Linked DNA regions of Homo sapiens: region 2 is linked to region 1. Evidence: read pairs that join two places in POLR2A ChIA-PET (ENCODE). Cell type or tissue: PC-9. All regions are shown on one strand.

Evidence for each region. ChIA-PET counts read pairs that join two places held together with the same protein. Peaks named below come from ENCODE experiments on the same cell type or tissue, not always from the same donor. Only the 100,000 strongest peaks of a DNase experiment are listed, where the experiment ranks them.
Region 2: POLR2A ChIA-PET joins it to region 1 with 7 read pairs; 2 of 35 experiments call an interaction of 5 or more read pairs at or near these places.

The regions. Positions count from the first base shown.
Region 1 is chrX:13,423,417-13,431,416 of GRCh38, reverse strand. No RefSeq gene overlaps it. Among named protein-coding and RNA genes, the nearest start is that of LINC01203, 92 kb to the right of the region's middle. RefSeq lists an enhancer at 2,494-3,011. In PC-9, no CTCF peak of the experiment used is centred here; a DNase peak (open chromatin) is centred at 3,126; H3K27ac peaks cover 3,026 bases.
Region 2 is chrX:13,296,193-13,304,192 of GRCh38, reverse strand. It overlaps LINC02154 (long intergenic non-protein coding RNA 2154), which reads left to right and starts at 741. Exons shown (of 2, transcript NR_146309.1): 1 at 741-873. In PC-9, no CTCF peak of the experiment used is centred here; no DNase peak of the experiment used is centred here.

The DNA.
Region 1 (8,000 bases):
AGAAAACCCAATGTTTAAGGAAACTCTTTTATTCTGACTACAGGAGCTTTTGTTATGGGAATTGACTATGCAGGGAAAACTCTCTCTAACTTTTCCTTTTCCATTATCCATTAATTGGGTTGTCAGGGCAATCTAGATTGAGTGTGCCTATAATTTGTAGGATGACCAACCATTCTTATTTGCCCAGGACTGAGGGTTGTCCCAGTACATGGACTTCGGTGCTAAAACTGGGAGAGTCCCAAGCAACCTGGGACGAATTCATCACCGTAAATTTAGAGAAAATGTTTTAAGCACTCCTGGGAGCGCCTATGTGGTGTGTCCTTACAGCAAATATTTGGGTAACAATCTCAAGATTGCTTAAACTCTCCATGCCTCAGTTTCCTTCCTGGCCTCAGTTCCCATATTGGTAAATAAGGATCATAAATATAACCTATCTCATAGGGTTACTGTGAAGATTTGACGTATATTTAAGGTGTCTAGAGATATGTAAGTTGCTTTAAACAGACTTGGCAGATAGTGCTCAGTTGATGTTTATTATTAGATTTTTTATTTGTTTCTCGAGGTCAGGATGCACATCTGATATCTCGGCATCACCCCTTCCCCAAAATGCTTAATACGCTGCCATAAGTAGAATAAACACTCATCAAATATGGCTGAGCCCAGCAATCCCAGTTGTCCTGGCTCTGGTCTGGATGTGGAAGCCATTCTCTGAGGCCTCCCAAATATGGTCAATGTAGTGCCTCTCTGTTCAGAATAGGCACTGACTGCTTCAGGTCCTGGTTTCTGGCCTGTCTGGTATCCTGCTGTGAAATATGACATCATCGGATGGTGTCATCTCTGGCCAGAACCTGAGTATCATCTCGAATTATTTTCCCATGATTATCTTTGCAAAGCTGTTGGGTTCTGGCTTTTCCAAACAGCACAGCCAAGAAGAAGGCTTCAACGTGGGATTTAAGCTATATGGCATCAAGATTGGTTGCCTTCCCACTGCCAGTATCCTTCCGCTTTTTTGTTTCTAGCAGAACCTGCCTCCCATGCTGGAGACAGAGAATGCCAAAGACTCACTTTCCCAGCTTCCCCTGTGTCTAGAGCAGGTGACCCATTCGTGGCCAATGGGACCAAAGAGAATACCTGCTAAGGGATTCTGGGACAAAGTTCCTCCCTCCTTTTCTGATATTTGCTACTTGGAGCTGAGGGGGGCCATTGCAAGACCATGACAGAGGATCAAGAGAACTACAAAGAAGATGGAATTGGATGGAAAATAAAGAATGAATATGTGAGTCACTGCTGCTTTGAAGTCATTTAACTGCTGAATTAACCAAGTCTGGAACCTCCTGCCTCCAGACCTCTTATTATGTGAGATTTTTCAGTAGACCCCTGTTGTTTAAGTCATTTTTAGTTGGATATTTAGTTTCTGCCCTGGAAAATATTCTAACTGACACAAATGAGTTCTTTGATGGCCCTAGGAAGAATTAGTCCTTAATTAGTCATAATCCCATGTTCTTTCTTCAAGACCCCTGCTGCCAAAAGCCAAGGGTAATCTGTCACTTCTAGAACTTCTCTGGCCGGCCCCTGCAGACAGTATAGTTTGATGGTTATGAGCACAAATCCAGGAGTCAGATCTTGGCAAGTGTGAGCTTTGGCAAGTTACTTAAACTCTCAGTATCTTAATTTTCTTCATCTGTGATCTGGGAATGATGATAATAATGCATCTAACTTGTAGAGTTTTGTGTTAAATGAAGAAACACACAAAAAGTACTTGCCTGGCTCATAATATGCACCATAGGTGAGAGCTGTTTCGCTTATTTACTATTCATTTTATGTAACCTTGTGCTGTTATTGATTTACACACACACACACACACTTCTTCCATTGCTCTTTCATGTCTCAGTGGTTGTACTTATCATCCATAAAGAGAAATTCCATTTTCTAAAACAGCACATTTCTAGGAGCCAGGGAATATGCTTCTTCACTCACTAGCTGTGCCATGAGCACTTCACTTATTTTCTCAGTATTTAGGTTTCTTCATTTGATAAAGAAAGCTGGCCAGGTACAGCGGCTCATGCCTGTAATCCCACCACTTTGGGAGGCCGAGGTGGGTGGATTGCTGGAGTCCAAGGTGGAAGGATTGCTTGAGGTCAGGAGTTCAAAATCAGCCTGGGCAATGTAGTGATACCTCATCTCTACTAAAAATCAAAAAAATTAGCCAGGCATGGTGGCATGCACCTGTAGTCCCAGACACTCGGGAGGCTGAGGCTAGAGAATCACTAGATTTAGGGAGGCGAAGTGAGCTGTGCAGTGAGCTGTGATTGTACCACTGCACTCCAGCCTGGGTGACACAGTGAGACCCTATTAAAAAAAAAGAAGAAGAAGAAAGAAAAGGGAAGGTATTGTCTTTATTTCAGTTCCCCCCAAAAAAGACCCTGATAAAGTGCTAGTCATTTACTTGGGAGGTGATTGAAGGAAACTCCAATAATGGAGTGAGAAGGTGAGCCTGGAAAGGAAGGAAAGGCAGGGAAGCCCTTAAAAGATACACTATCAAGCTACTTCCTGCTATGGACAAAGGGACCACAGGGCTTCATCCCACGAAGAGCTCTCAGCATAGACCACCCCATGCCTCAGAGGTACACCCCCAAAGGAAGAGCTTGCTGGCTATTTAAACACCATCTCCCTTCAGGCATTGGTTGAGAGCTGCTGGGACGGTGGTGCATTCAATCTCAGGCTCTCCTCCCTCTGTGGGTGGGCTGAGCAGGCCCAGCCTCGAGAGGAAATTGGCAGTCAGCTGAAAGTGGGGCAGCACATACCACAATGGGAAGGTCTGAGGGGGGCCTCTCTAGGCTAAAGTGGTGATTGATTCAACTCAGTAAATATGTTTTTGCGGGGGAGAGAGGGAAGTGGCAGAAGCTATTCTGTCCAAAGAACTTTGCTAGCTAAGCAACAGGCTATGAAGATGAGTAAGAAATGGTTCCAGACTTTAAGGGTGTCACAATTCAGTGGCAGAGATAGGCATGTTAACAAATATTATATTAACAATCTTTACTGTGTAAGGAGTCCAAGACTAGAAGTTTGTTTATTTTTACCTAACAGACTGGTAAATAGTGAGGCTATGGGAAAACAGACAATCTCATGCATGGTTGCTAAAAGGAATGATTTGCCAATGTTTTTCAAAAATACAAATGTGTTTGTTTACTCTTTGACCCAGCAATCCATCTTCCGGGAATTTATCCTATAGATCTGCCTGTACATGAACAAAATGATGAATGTGCAAGGTGATTCATTGCAGCATCATTGTAATAACAAAAGACTAGAAATAATCCAAGCGAACATCAGGAGGGACTGGTTAAATGCAGTGGAGTAATTTGCAGCTGTATAAAAGAGTGAAGGAGTCTTCCCCAGAATATATTGTTAAGTTAAAAAAAATCAAAATGAAAAGGCAGAGTATATGTGGTGAGATAGAGGATTCAGAGCTGATCAAGGAAAGGACATGACCACGAAATGACAGTAGCACAAATGAACTTTGTTTGGGTGGTGCTTGGTTAGCATACGTGAGTGAAGTTCTTCACAGCAGGAGACCTTCCAGAAAGAGCAGCATGGAGCCACCACCCAGAAGAGGAAGAGAACAAGGGCATTCCCAGGGGAGAGGGAAATCGGAGAAGTGCCTCCTGCAGGTAGATGATGTTACCCAGTAACAAGATGGGGAGTCTTTGGGGTCAGAGAGCTTGAATCGGCAGCAGTGGCTTGGTGTCTTTCGTATCCCCAAGGTTCATCTTATCTATGGCTAGCAGATGTTGGGTACAGCTTCATAGGATGTGCAAGACAGGCAGGCTTTAAATAGCTAAAAATATGGTTATTTGGGCTACATTTAAGGCAATCAGATGTATATGAATTTGAGTTTAGTGCCAGAGGGCTTTGAGCTAATTGTCCTAGCCTGCTGTGAAGATGTAAACAACATGGGGACCAATATCCAGGGCCCCCCACCTTTAGCCCATTTATATAACAGCATGTAACATGTTAACTCTATGTAAGAATGAGGGAGAAATCAGAACATATATGTGTTTGTACATAGTTCCATAAAGAAACATTGGAAGTATATGCAAGAAACTAATAAAAGGAATGAGGCAATAGGGTGGAGGACAGACCAGCTTATGGATGCTAGTAAGACTTCTCAATATATATTTTTTATACCATTTTTATTTTTGAACCACGTGAAGGTATCACTTGAAAAAACAAGTAAAATTAAAGCAAACGAAGAAGAGGGTTGTCCAAAGTTCACAAGCATCATGGAGGCAGGTGGTTAACACTGTTGGAGGGATGGGAGATTATGGTTTTAGTGCAATCACATCATTCAGGTATTTATTTACTGTCCACCTTGTCCTAAAACTTTAGTTCTGGCACATAGTAGGCACATGATAAATATCTTTTTGAATTAACAAGTAAGCAATGCAGAATTTGAGAAGCTAGTTTTCTTTTTCTTTCTTTCTTTTCTTTTTTTATGGAGAGACAAGGTTGCAATCTTGTCTAGGCTGGAGTGCAATGGTGTGGTTATAGCTCACTGCAACCTCGAACTCCTGGGCTCAAGTGATCCTCCCACTTCAGCCTTCCAAGTAGCTGAGACTGCAGGCATGCCACCATGCCCAACTAATGTTTTTAACTTTTTATAGAGAAAGGGTCTCACTATGTTGCCCAGGCTGGTTTTGAACTCCTGGCCTCAAGCAATCCTCCTGCCTTGGCCTCCCAAAGTGCTGGGATTATAGGTGTGAGCCACCACACCTGGCCAAGAAGCTAGTTTTCAAGTTCAAATACAATTTCTAGGGGCATTTTATAAATTGTAAGTTGCTATTCAAAGAAAATAATTGTTTTTATGTTTCTTACATCCCCTACAGAGCTTAACAAAAGTATCCTGCGCTTCTTAGACCCTCAGATATTTATTGAACAAATGATTTCATTAAAAAATAATTTCCAGATTTCTGCTGTGATGGTACTTTTCCACTTAGGAGGCTTAGTTTTAAGTAAATTTCAGTTTTAAAAAGCACTTTTTTCAATTATTAGTTTATTCAACAAATATGTGTTCAACACTTACTATGACCATGACTGAATAGCCACCAAACACGTGATTAAATCTCAGTCTCTTATCACGCATCAGATTTTCATATCATTTATGGCATATGTAGGTATGTTGGGCAGTCAGTAAAGAAAACCTGCAGAATTTATTCTGGTTTTTTTTTTTTTTTTTTTTTTTTTTTTTTGAGACAGAGTCTCGCCCTGTCGCCCAGGCTGGAGTGCAGTGGTGCGATCTCAGCTCACTGCAAGCTCCGCCTCCCGGGTTCACGCCATTCTCCTGCCTCAGCCTCCGGAGTAGCTGGGACTACAGGCGCCCGCCACCGCGCCCTGCTAATCTTTTGTATTTTTAGTAGAGACTGGGTTTCACTGTGTTAGCCAGGATGGTCTCGATCTCCTAACCTTGTGATCCACCCGCCTCAGCCTCCCAAAGTGCTGGGATTACAGGCATGAGCCACCACGCCTGGCCAGAATTTATTCTATCCTTATGAACAGTGCTTGCTCAAAAAAACCCTGAAGTTTTTTTGTTTTGTTTTTGTTTTTTTTTCTTTACTGAGTACAAAAGAATATTCATTTCTGGAAGAAGATATTTGCGATACATACATCCAAAAAGGATTTATAACCAGAATATATAAAGAATTTCTCTAAATCAATAAAAGAGGACAAAAACCAATTTAAAAATGGGCAAAAGATTTAAACAGGCACTTTATAAAATAGGATATCCAAATGGCCAACGAGCATGTAAATATGGTATTCAACATAGCTGGTAATAGAAAAATGTAAAGTAAAACCACAAGATATCACTACATACATGAGAATGGGTAAAATTTTAAAGTCTGACAATGTCAAGTGTTGGTGAGGATGTGGAGCAACTGGAATTCATATACTGTGGTGGGAATTTAACATGGTACAGCCCCATGGAAAATTGTTTGGCAGTTTCTAATAAAATTACCACTTGACCCAGCTATTTTAAATGAAAACACGTCTGCAAAAAGATTCATATATGAAGGCAACAAAGGCCTGGTCCCAATGTCCCTCCCTCCTCTGGGCTCTTTGTGGGCATTTGTTTCATACCACTTTCACCAATACACTTGCATGGGTGTCTATTTCTTTTTTTTTGAGACAGTCTCGCTCTGTCACCCAGGCTGGAGCACAGTGGCGTGATCTGGGCTCACTGCAAGCTCCGCCTCCGGGGTTCACATCATTCTCCTGCCTCAGCCTCCGGAGTAGCTGGGACTACAGGTGCCCGCCACCATGCCTGGCTAATTTTTTGTATTTTTAGTAGAGACGGGGTTTCACCGTGTTAGTCAGGCTGGTCTCGATCTCCTGACCTCGTGATCTGCCTGCCTCGGCCTCCCAAAGTGCTGGGATTACAGGGGTGAGCCACCACGCCCGGCCGTGTGTCTATTTCTTAGCTGGATTATGAATTTGCATAAAGCATAAATGTGATGTATGTTAGCTACTGCAGCTACCAGGCATTCCTTTTTAAAAATCCCCAGAGTTTAACTTATGGCCTGCTGCCTAGTAGGCACTCAATAAATGTTGAATTAATGAATTGCCTCCATTTCAAACTAGTCATTTAAAAAAAGAGCCAGTGCCATGTTTTTACCCTCTGGTATCATTGCATGTAGTGCCCCTTTAGGCTAGTCTGTACAGGATGGGAGCATTTTCATTGAACTATATAGGTTTAAATAACCATATGCACGATGCAGAAATTAGAACTTGAAAGTGATAAATAGTGTCTGATTCAATACAGAGTAGCCTAAATGTAAGCCAGTCATGGTGAGTTATGCCCTGTCATATGTGGTGTGTAAAACGAAGCAGAATCAGTAGTTCTTATAGGCAACTAACTGTGCTTAGTAGCTGCCAAAAATTCACTGGAAACCCCTGAGCGGTCAGACTTGTGGTGCCTGGAAAGCAATCCGAAGTAAATTAACGAGTGATCATACAATATTCTTATTCTCCCGGATCATCTGTTTGCTGGCATGAAGAGTGGGTGGGAGGAATTGTAAAAGAGAGAAAAATAAAGCAGCAGAAAAAGCTGTAGAACACAGCAAGAATATCTTTCCCGGAAGGTCTCTGGGCCCCATATCCTAATTATTTTGTTCCATCCTCCCCACTGAATACAGAATTTCTGAAATAATGCGAGAGTTCAGTTGGTGCAGCTTAGTCCAGCCTGAATTGAGAATAACTCTTTGTTCTTAAAAGACTCTACAGTGCACCAAGAACAAGGAAACATTTTGGAAATAACAATTCTGCGATGCCTCCCAGGAATAGATGATAATCCTAAAAGCATATTTCCATTTCTAACTCCAAGGGCACTTTAATAATGGAGGGCATGTAAGTAGCTAACGGTGGAACATTTAAAATCTGAGTACAATGTCTATGACATATTCATATTTTAACGATCATTTTTAAATACTCAAGATTCTACCAAGATCTATTTTTCTTTCTCCACGATAGATAACATTGGATTGTCACATCATGCTTCATTTATTTCACATACGTGTGAGATAAAATTAAACTCAGAATGATTTTCTGCTATTTATTGCTTTGACATACTATTTTTACATTTAATACTGAATGTGGAAAAAAAAACCTCTAATGCCATTTTCTTTAAGAAATATCACACGATCTTGCTGAAATGTTCATTAATATTGGTTTAATGGAGCTTTGGATTAGCATCCTAAAAATTTCGCTGTTTTAAATTTTCAAAATGCAAACACAGACCTTTCCCCTTTGAGTGTTTTCAAGTGACAGCTATGAATTAATTAGTCATTTTTATAAACACCAATGTTCTTCTGTAATTTGTAAGTCAAAGAAAAGTTACTTTTTTTTTTTTTAACAAGTTCCAATCAACCATATGACTTCATGCAGTTTTAAATTTGGGGCCCTCAATCTGATTCTCAAATCCTTGTTCCAGGGTATGTGACAGAGCTCCC
Region 2 (8,000 bases), 130 kb after region 1:
GGATGGGAGATGGACACCAGAAAGACCAAACACACGATTAGAAGGCTGGAACTTTGGGCCAGTTTTACCTGCATGGAAAAGAGGGCTAGAGACTGAGCTCAATTATGTGGCCAATTGCATATCCAATCATGCCTGTGTAATCATATTCCACATAAAAAATGTGTACACTGAAACTCAGTGGAGTTTTCTGGTTGGTGAACATACTGGTGTACAGGGAGGATGATGCACTCAGATTCCTTGGGAAGAGAGTATGAAAATTTTGCATCCAGAGCCCTTCCAGATCTTGTCCTAAGTGTATACTTTATAATAAAACTCTACATGTAGAGTTTTACACATAGTCTACTTTCAGTGAGTTCTGAGCCATATCGAATTATCAAAACTGAGGTAGTTATGGGAACTCCCAAATTTATAATCAGTCAGAGGTGCAGGGAGCCTGGGGACTGGGGACTCCACTTGTGGCTGGCATCTGGAATAAGAAGCAGTCTTGTGGAGGACTGAGCCATTAATTTGTGGAATTTGGTGCTAACTCTAGGTCATTAGTGCCAGAATTGAATTGTAGTACTCCAGGTAGTCAAAACAGAAAAAGCCTGATATGGTTTGGCTGTGTCCCCACCCAAATGTAATCTTGAATTGTAGCTCCCACAATTCCCATGTGTCATAGGAGGGACCCAGTGGGAGGTAACTGAATCATGGGGGCGGGCCTTTCCCATGCTGTTCTTGTGATAGTGACTAAGTCTCATGAGATCTGATGGTTTTATAAAGAGGAGTTCCCCTGCACAAGCTCCCTCTCTTGCCTGCCACCATGTAAGAAGTCCCTTTGGTCTTCCTTTGTCTTCTGCCGTGATTGTGAGGCCTCCCCAGCCATGTGGAACTGTGAGTCCATTAATCTCTTGCCTTTATAAATTACCCAGTCTCAGATATGTCTTTAATAGCAGTGTGAGAACAGACTAATACGAAGCCCTAGTGGAAACAATAGACAACATGAAGGCACAGGTGGGTAATGTAAGCACAGAGATGAAAACCCTAAGAAAGAATCAAAAGGAAATGCTAGAAATAAAAAAACATTGTGACAGAAATGAAGAAATGAAGAATGTATTTAAAGGCTCATCAGCAGGTTGGAAATGTCTGGGGAAAGAATTAATGAGCTTGGTGATAGGTCAACAGAAACTTTCCAAACTGGAAGGCAAAGAGAAAAAAAGAATGGGAAAAATAACGAAATATCCAAGAAGTGTATAATCATTACAAAAGGTGTAACATATACATAATGGGAATACTAAAAGGAAAAGAAAGAGAAAGAAGAACAGAAGAAATATTTGAAGTAATAATAGCTCAGAATTTTCTGAAATTATTGAAACACATCAAAACACAGATCCAGGAAGGTTAGACAACACCAAGCAAGACAAATCCAAAAAATCGACATCTAGGCATTTCACATTCAAACTGCAGAAAATCAAAAGCTAAGAGAAAATCTTGAAAGAAATGAGAGAGTTGGGGGAAGCATTACCTATAAAGCAACAAGGATAAGAATTACATCAGACTTCTCATCGGGGACCATGCAAGCAAGAAGAGAATAAAGTGAAATATTGAAAGTGTTGAAAGAAAAATAAAGAAAAACACAAGCTTAAAATTCTTCATCCAGTGAAGTTATCCTTCTAAAGTGAAGAAGGAAAAAAAGACTTTCTCAGACAAAAACTGAGGTAATTTGTTGCCAGTAGACTTGCCTTGCACGAAATACTCAAATAAGTTCCTCAGAGAGAAGGAAATTGATATAGGTCAGAAATTCAGATCTGATCTGAAAGAAAGAAAGGAAGGAAGAACATTAGCAGGGAATCAACAAGATTTAAACAAGATCTTTCATTTTTCATATTTTAAATTGATTTAATAAATAACTGTTCAAAGTAAGAGTAATAGCAACAATGTATTGGGTAGTTATAGCTTATGGATGAGTGAAATGAATGACAGCAATGGTACAAGGAATGGAAGAAAGTAATTGGAAATGCTTTGTTATAAGGTATCTGCATTACCCGTGAAGCATTATAGTATTATTTGAAAGTGTACTTAGATTAGTTGTAAATATATATTGCAAACTCTAAGACAAACACTAAAACATTTTTTCAAAGAAATATCATTGATGTGCTAAGAGAAGAGAGAAAATGGGTTCATATAAAATGCTCAGTTAAAACCAGAGAAGGCAGGAAAATGGGGGCGGGGGGTGGGGGTGATAAAAATGAAACAAAGAAAAAGTGCAACAAATAGAAAACGGTTACAAACATTGTAGATACTAATCCAACTATATTACTACTCACTGTGAATAATAGTTTAAATCACCAATTAAAAGGCAGAGACTGTCAGAGTGTATAGAAAAAACAAGACCCAACTATATAATTCCTATTATATTTAATGAAGCCCACTATATATATAAAGACACAGCTACATTAAAAGTAAAGGGATAGAGAAAGATATACCATGATAACACAAATCAAATGAAAGCTATAGTAGCAATACCAATTTCAGACAAAGCAGACCAGAAAATTATCAGGGATAAGGAAGGGTATGATACAATTATACAGGGGCCAATTCTCCAAGAAGACATAGCAATCCTCAACATGTATGTACCTAACAACAGATCATCAAAGTATGTGAGGCAAAACTGATAGAACTTCAAGGAGAAATAGACAAATCTATTATTATAGCCGGAAACTTCAAAACTTCTCTATCAGTAATTGACAGATACAGCAGGCAGAAAATCAGTAAGGCATTGTTGAACTGAAGAACACCATCAATTAACTGGATCTAACTGACATCCGTAGATTTAGAATACTTCCTCCAACAAAGCAGAATACAAATTCTTCTCAAGCTCACATGGAACATTCAGCTTCCAACATTCAGAACGTGCATTCTGGGCCATAAAACATCCTAACAAACTTAAAAAAGATATCATACAAAGTTTGCTCTCAGGTCACAGTGGAATTAAGTTGGAAATCAATAATAGAAAGATAGCTGAAAATTTTCAAAATATTTGAATATTAAGCATACTTCTAAACATATGTGTCAAGTATCAAGAAAAATTTTAAAATATTTTGAACTAAATGAAAATGAAAATACAACTTTTCAAAACTTGTTGAATGCAGCAAAAGTAGTGGTTAGAGAGAAATTTATAGCCGTGAATGCATATTATTAGAAAAGAGAAAAGATCTAAACAGCAATCTAAGTTTCCACCTTAGGAAACTAGAGAAGAGCAATATAAACCTAAAGCAAGCAGAAAACAAGAAGTAACAGAAATTACAGCACAAATCAATGAAACTGAAAACAGGAAAACAATAAAGAATATCAACAAAATCAAAAGCTGCTTCTTAGAAAAGATCAATAAAATTGATAAACATCTAGCTTGACTAATCAAGACAAAAAGAAGACACAAATTACTAACATCAGAAATGAAAGAGGGGCCATCACTGCTGATCTCATAGACACTAAAAGGATAATAAAGGAATATTATAAATAACTCTATGCCCACAAATTTGATAACTTAGATGAAATACACAAATTCCCTGAAAGATATAAGCTACCAAAATACACACAAAAAGAAATAGATAGTTTTAACTGCCCAAAACTGGAAACAACAAGATGTCTTTCAATAGGTGAATAAACAAAATTTAGTACATCCATACAATGGATAATTATTCAGTGATGAAAAAAAAAAGAGCTACCAAGATGTAAGAAGACACAAAGGAAACTTAAAAGCATATTCCTAAGTGAAAAAAAAGCCAGTCTGAAAAGGCTACCTACTGTATGATTCCAACTATATGACATTCTGGAATAGGCAAAATTATGGAGACAGTCAAAAGTTCAGTGGTTGCCAGGGGATTGGGATGGGGGTGGGTGGAAGGAAAGCTATAAATAGGTGAAGTACAGGAAAATTTTAGTGTGGTGAAACTATTCCATATAATACTATAATGATGGATATATGATGTTATGCATTTATCAAAACCCATAGAACTGTACAACACAAAGAGTGAAACTTAAGGTAAACTACAGATTTTATTTAATAATAATGTACAATATTGGTTCATTAATTGTAACAGATGTACCACACTAATGCAAGATGTTAATAATAGGGTTTTTTCCTGCTTGGTGTATAAACAGCCTTTTATCAGCCCTTGTTAGGTTTCTGAGATCGCAGGAAGCCTAAGTGTCCCCTTTCCTCTCTTGGTTTTTTCTCCTCCCATCTCATGGCAGGTAGCTGTGCTTATTTTTTGCATTCAACATTGGCCACCACTATTCCTTCCTGTGCTCACTTCAGACACTGCTTACCAATTATGGCCCTCTCTTTCACTAAGCCTGAACATAGTCTTAGATCTTTATCACCGTAATTTTTAATTAGTTGGAGTTTGGCACAATAAATGATTACTATTTTCTATGTCTACACTAGGAGTTTACAATTCATTCCACAGTAGAGATGTAACCGCCTCAAATTTCTTCTTGAACCTTTATATATATATTTTTTAGGGCAAATTGCCAATGTTTGTTTTTATGGAAAAAGGTTTTTCTTCTTAACTCAATTTTTCCCCTAACACACTTCATAAAAATGGAATTTTTATGAGTAATAATTGACATTTTCCTTCTTACACATGTGCTCATACTGGAAGCTCTCAAAATGCTTGAAAATAATAACTTTTCTTCTAGTTTTATGGTATAAAGAAGAGGTCAAGAAACTTTTCTTGTAAAGGGCCATATAGTAAATATTTTTGGCTTTTCAGGCCTCTGTCACCACTACTCAGTTCTGCCATAACATGAAAACTACACAGATAATGTGTAAACAAATGGGCAGGACTGAGCTTCAATTGCCCTCAACTGTAACCTGCTCTAAGATGTGCTGTTTATTAGCTTTCTTCTCTTCCTTGTCACATTTCCCCTACCAGAGCTCTGTAGGATCACCTCCTAAATAAACTGCTTGCACTAGAATCCAATCTTTCAGGGTTGGTATCTAGGGAAACCTGAACTCAGGTAGCTGCCAAAGAAAAAGCATTCGTAGAAGGCTTTTTAATACTTTTATTAATACATGGCAAATACAGTTGAGACGAAGACTGATGGTGAGAGAAATTGTGAATATAAAAAGAGAAGACAGATGTAAGAGTACTGGGAAAAGATAAAGCACTCCACAAATACAGGGTGAGAGCATTAATATTATGGCTGTCATTAGAGTCGGAGCCAGGAAATTGCTCTATAAAACACTGCCAGCTCACAGCTACCTATAATCATGGAGGCAAGCAGCAGTATGAATAATATAAAGCAAAAGATGATTGGAAAATTAATGACAACGGCTTTGAAGAACATTATTTGAAATTTAAGCTGCATTTTTCATATCTTATTATGGATTTCTTTCAAATTTACAGTAAAGTTTGTAGAGTAGCATAATATTCATATATGCATTTGCTGGAATGAAAAAATGACAACATTGGGTAGTATTTGTTTTAGATCTCTTAAAAAAGCAAAACATTATAAACACAGTTGAATATTGTTTTGTAATCTTAATCTAATTCCTTCCCTCTTTTCTCAGAGGCAGCCATACTCATTAAATTGATATGTATTCTCCATGTTGATGGTTTTATGATTTTATTTCATATATATATTTCTATAAGCAACATACAAGTTTTTGTGATTTTAAGATTTATACAAATAGTATCATGCTGCAGAAAGCATTCTGTAATTTAGCTGTGTTCACTCGACATTATCACTGAGACCCATCCATGCTGATATGTATTGGTTAAATAAATTCACTTATCCTTAGGGAGATCCTCCCTTTACTCTGAAAGGAGCTATCTTGGGGAACCTTTAATAAAATAGATCAGTGGTTCTCAACTGGTGGTTACTTTTGACCCCAGTGACATGTGGCAATGTCTGGAGTGAGGCCAGACATGCTGCTAAACATCCTACAATGCACAGGACGACTCCTACAACAAAGAATTATCTGATCCAAAATGTTAATTGTGCTGGGGCCGAGAAACCCTGATACAGATGAAAACTCTACATTCTTGAAGAATTCCTGGATATGAGGAAGTAACTCAGTGCAGACCCTTCAAGCTGAAATAGCATATGTTCTGCTTGATGGATCACCAGAACTGTGCCTTTATTGCATTAGAGAGTTTTTTCTTCTTACATGTGGATTTTAGACTGTTCTATGCTTATTTTGGAGAACTGTGTGTACATGAATGTGTATTTTGTGTGTATACAAATATTATGGTGGGGCTGGGCACAGTGGCTCACATCTATATGTAATCGCAGCACTTTGGGAGGCCGAGGCGGGTGGATCACTTGAGGTCAGGAGTTCAAGATCAGCCTGGCCAACATGGTGAAACCCCGTCTCTACTAAAAATACAAAAAATTAGTCAGGTGTGGTGGTGCACACCTGTAATTTCAGCTACTCAGGAGGGTGAGGCAGGAGAATTGCTTGAACCCAGGAGGTGGAGGTTGCAGTGAGCCAAGATCGTACCACTGCACTCCAGCCTGGGTGACAAAGCGAGACTCCATCTCAAAAACAAAAAACAAAAACAAAAACAAACAAACAAACAAACAAAAACAAATATTATGGTGGGGTTGGGCACATGCTTGATCATCTCTTTTCCTTATGCTGATGGTAAAATGTAATGAAGAACTAAACTAAACTTGATGTAGCAAAAACTAACCATACTTTAGGGTCTCATACATGGTGTTAAAGATAATTTTTTTAATGGTAAAATCATGACTCTCCTATATAACACATATGAACACGTGTTCAAGATTTTATTTAACTCATTAATAAGGAAAACGCTGAGGTATCAGCCAGTTCAAAGGAGAATACAAAGAACAAACACAGTTATAGATGAGAAATAGGGAAATGAATATGCAAATTGAGACAAAACGAGCCTTTTTTCACAGTAGGAGAGAGAAGTCAATTGAACCTCTATCCCTCTACTGGATAGGAAACAATCTGATGTCTATAAACAAGCATTTTGCATTGATATCAATAATCAATAATTTACAGCATTGTAAAATAGCTCCCATAGAATCAGATAACCCAGAAAGATGGGTGTCCTCTATGCTGGACAATGCATAGTTTCCCTCTAAAGCACAGTTTTTTCTTACAATGAGGTAATTATAAGACTGTGTAAGCCAGACTTTGGAAAATATACTGCCTACGATTGTGATTATCTTGTTCAAGCTATGAAGCCCAGATCAATCTTTGAGTGGCTAGACTACAGGATTCCTACCACCCCACATCTGGGAAGAGGAAAATTCCAGGCAGGAAAATAAAGCCCAGCTTAGGCTTGAGAGAATTTGAAGGACTCCTTTTTTTAAGCTGGGGGGCATGGAACCTGAACTCCAAGATAAGGAGATACCTGGAGTTACCTGTTTCCTTTTGAGCTGCCTCCCTGCCACGTGATGGACTGCTGGTAATTAGGCAGGGCTTCATATTTTGGGTTTGGGCTTGTTAGCTCTAAAGATCTACTGCTCTTGGCTGTTGGAAGTTATTCTCTGTTTTCAGTTTCCTTTTTCTGGAACCTTCAAGATATGTTTTTTAAGGAGTATGGTTTCATCACAGTTTAGATATGGAAAATCTGGAGAGGGACTAACCTTGTCACAGTAGGGATGCATCAAGAGTTGTCACCAGGGGAGGAGAGTGGTGTCCATCAACATTCCTGTCCAGAAGAAAGACAAAGAAGCAGGTGTAAAAGATGGTGACCAGTCCTGAGTATTTATGAGGCATTACCCTGGGACCTTAGAAATTGTTGGGGAAACAATTTAAATACGGCCAGTTTCCAGTAGTTTTGCTGATTTGAACTTGTGCCATACGAGTTTGGGTTTGAAATGCAAGTATGAGTTAATTTTGTTGTCATAGACTGATAAAGACTGTGACTTGGGTTAACAGTTGTAGGAACATTTTATAAAATTATGAATGCCTGGAAATAACAGTAATAAAGATGATGGGATAAAAATATGACATCTTTTAGATGGAAAAATTG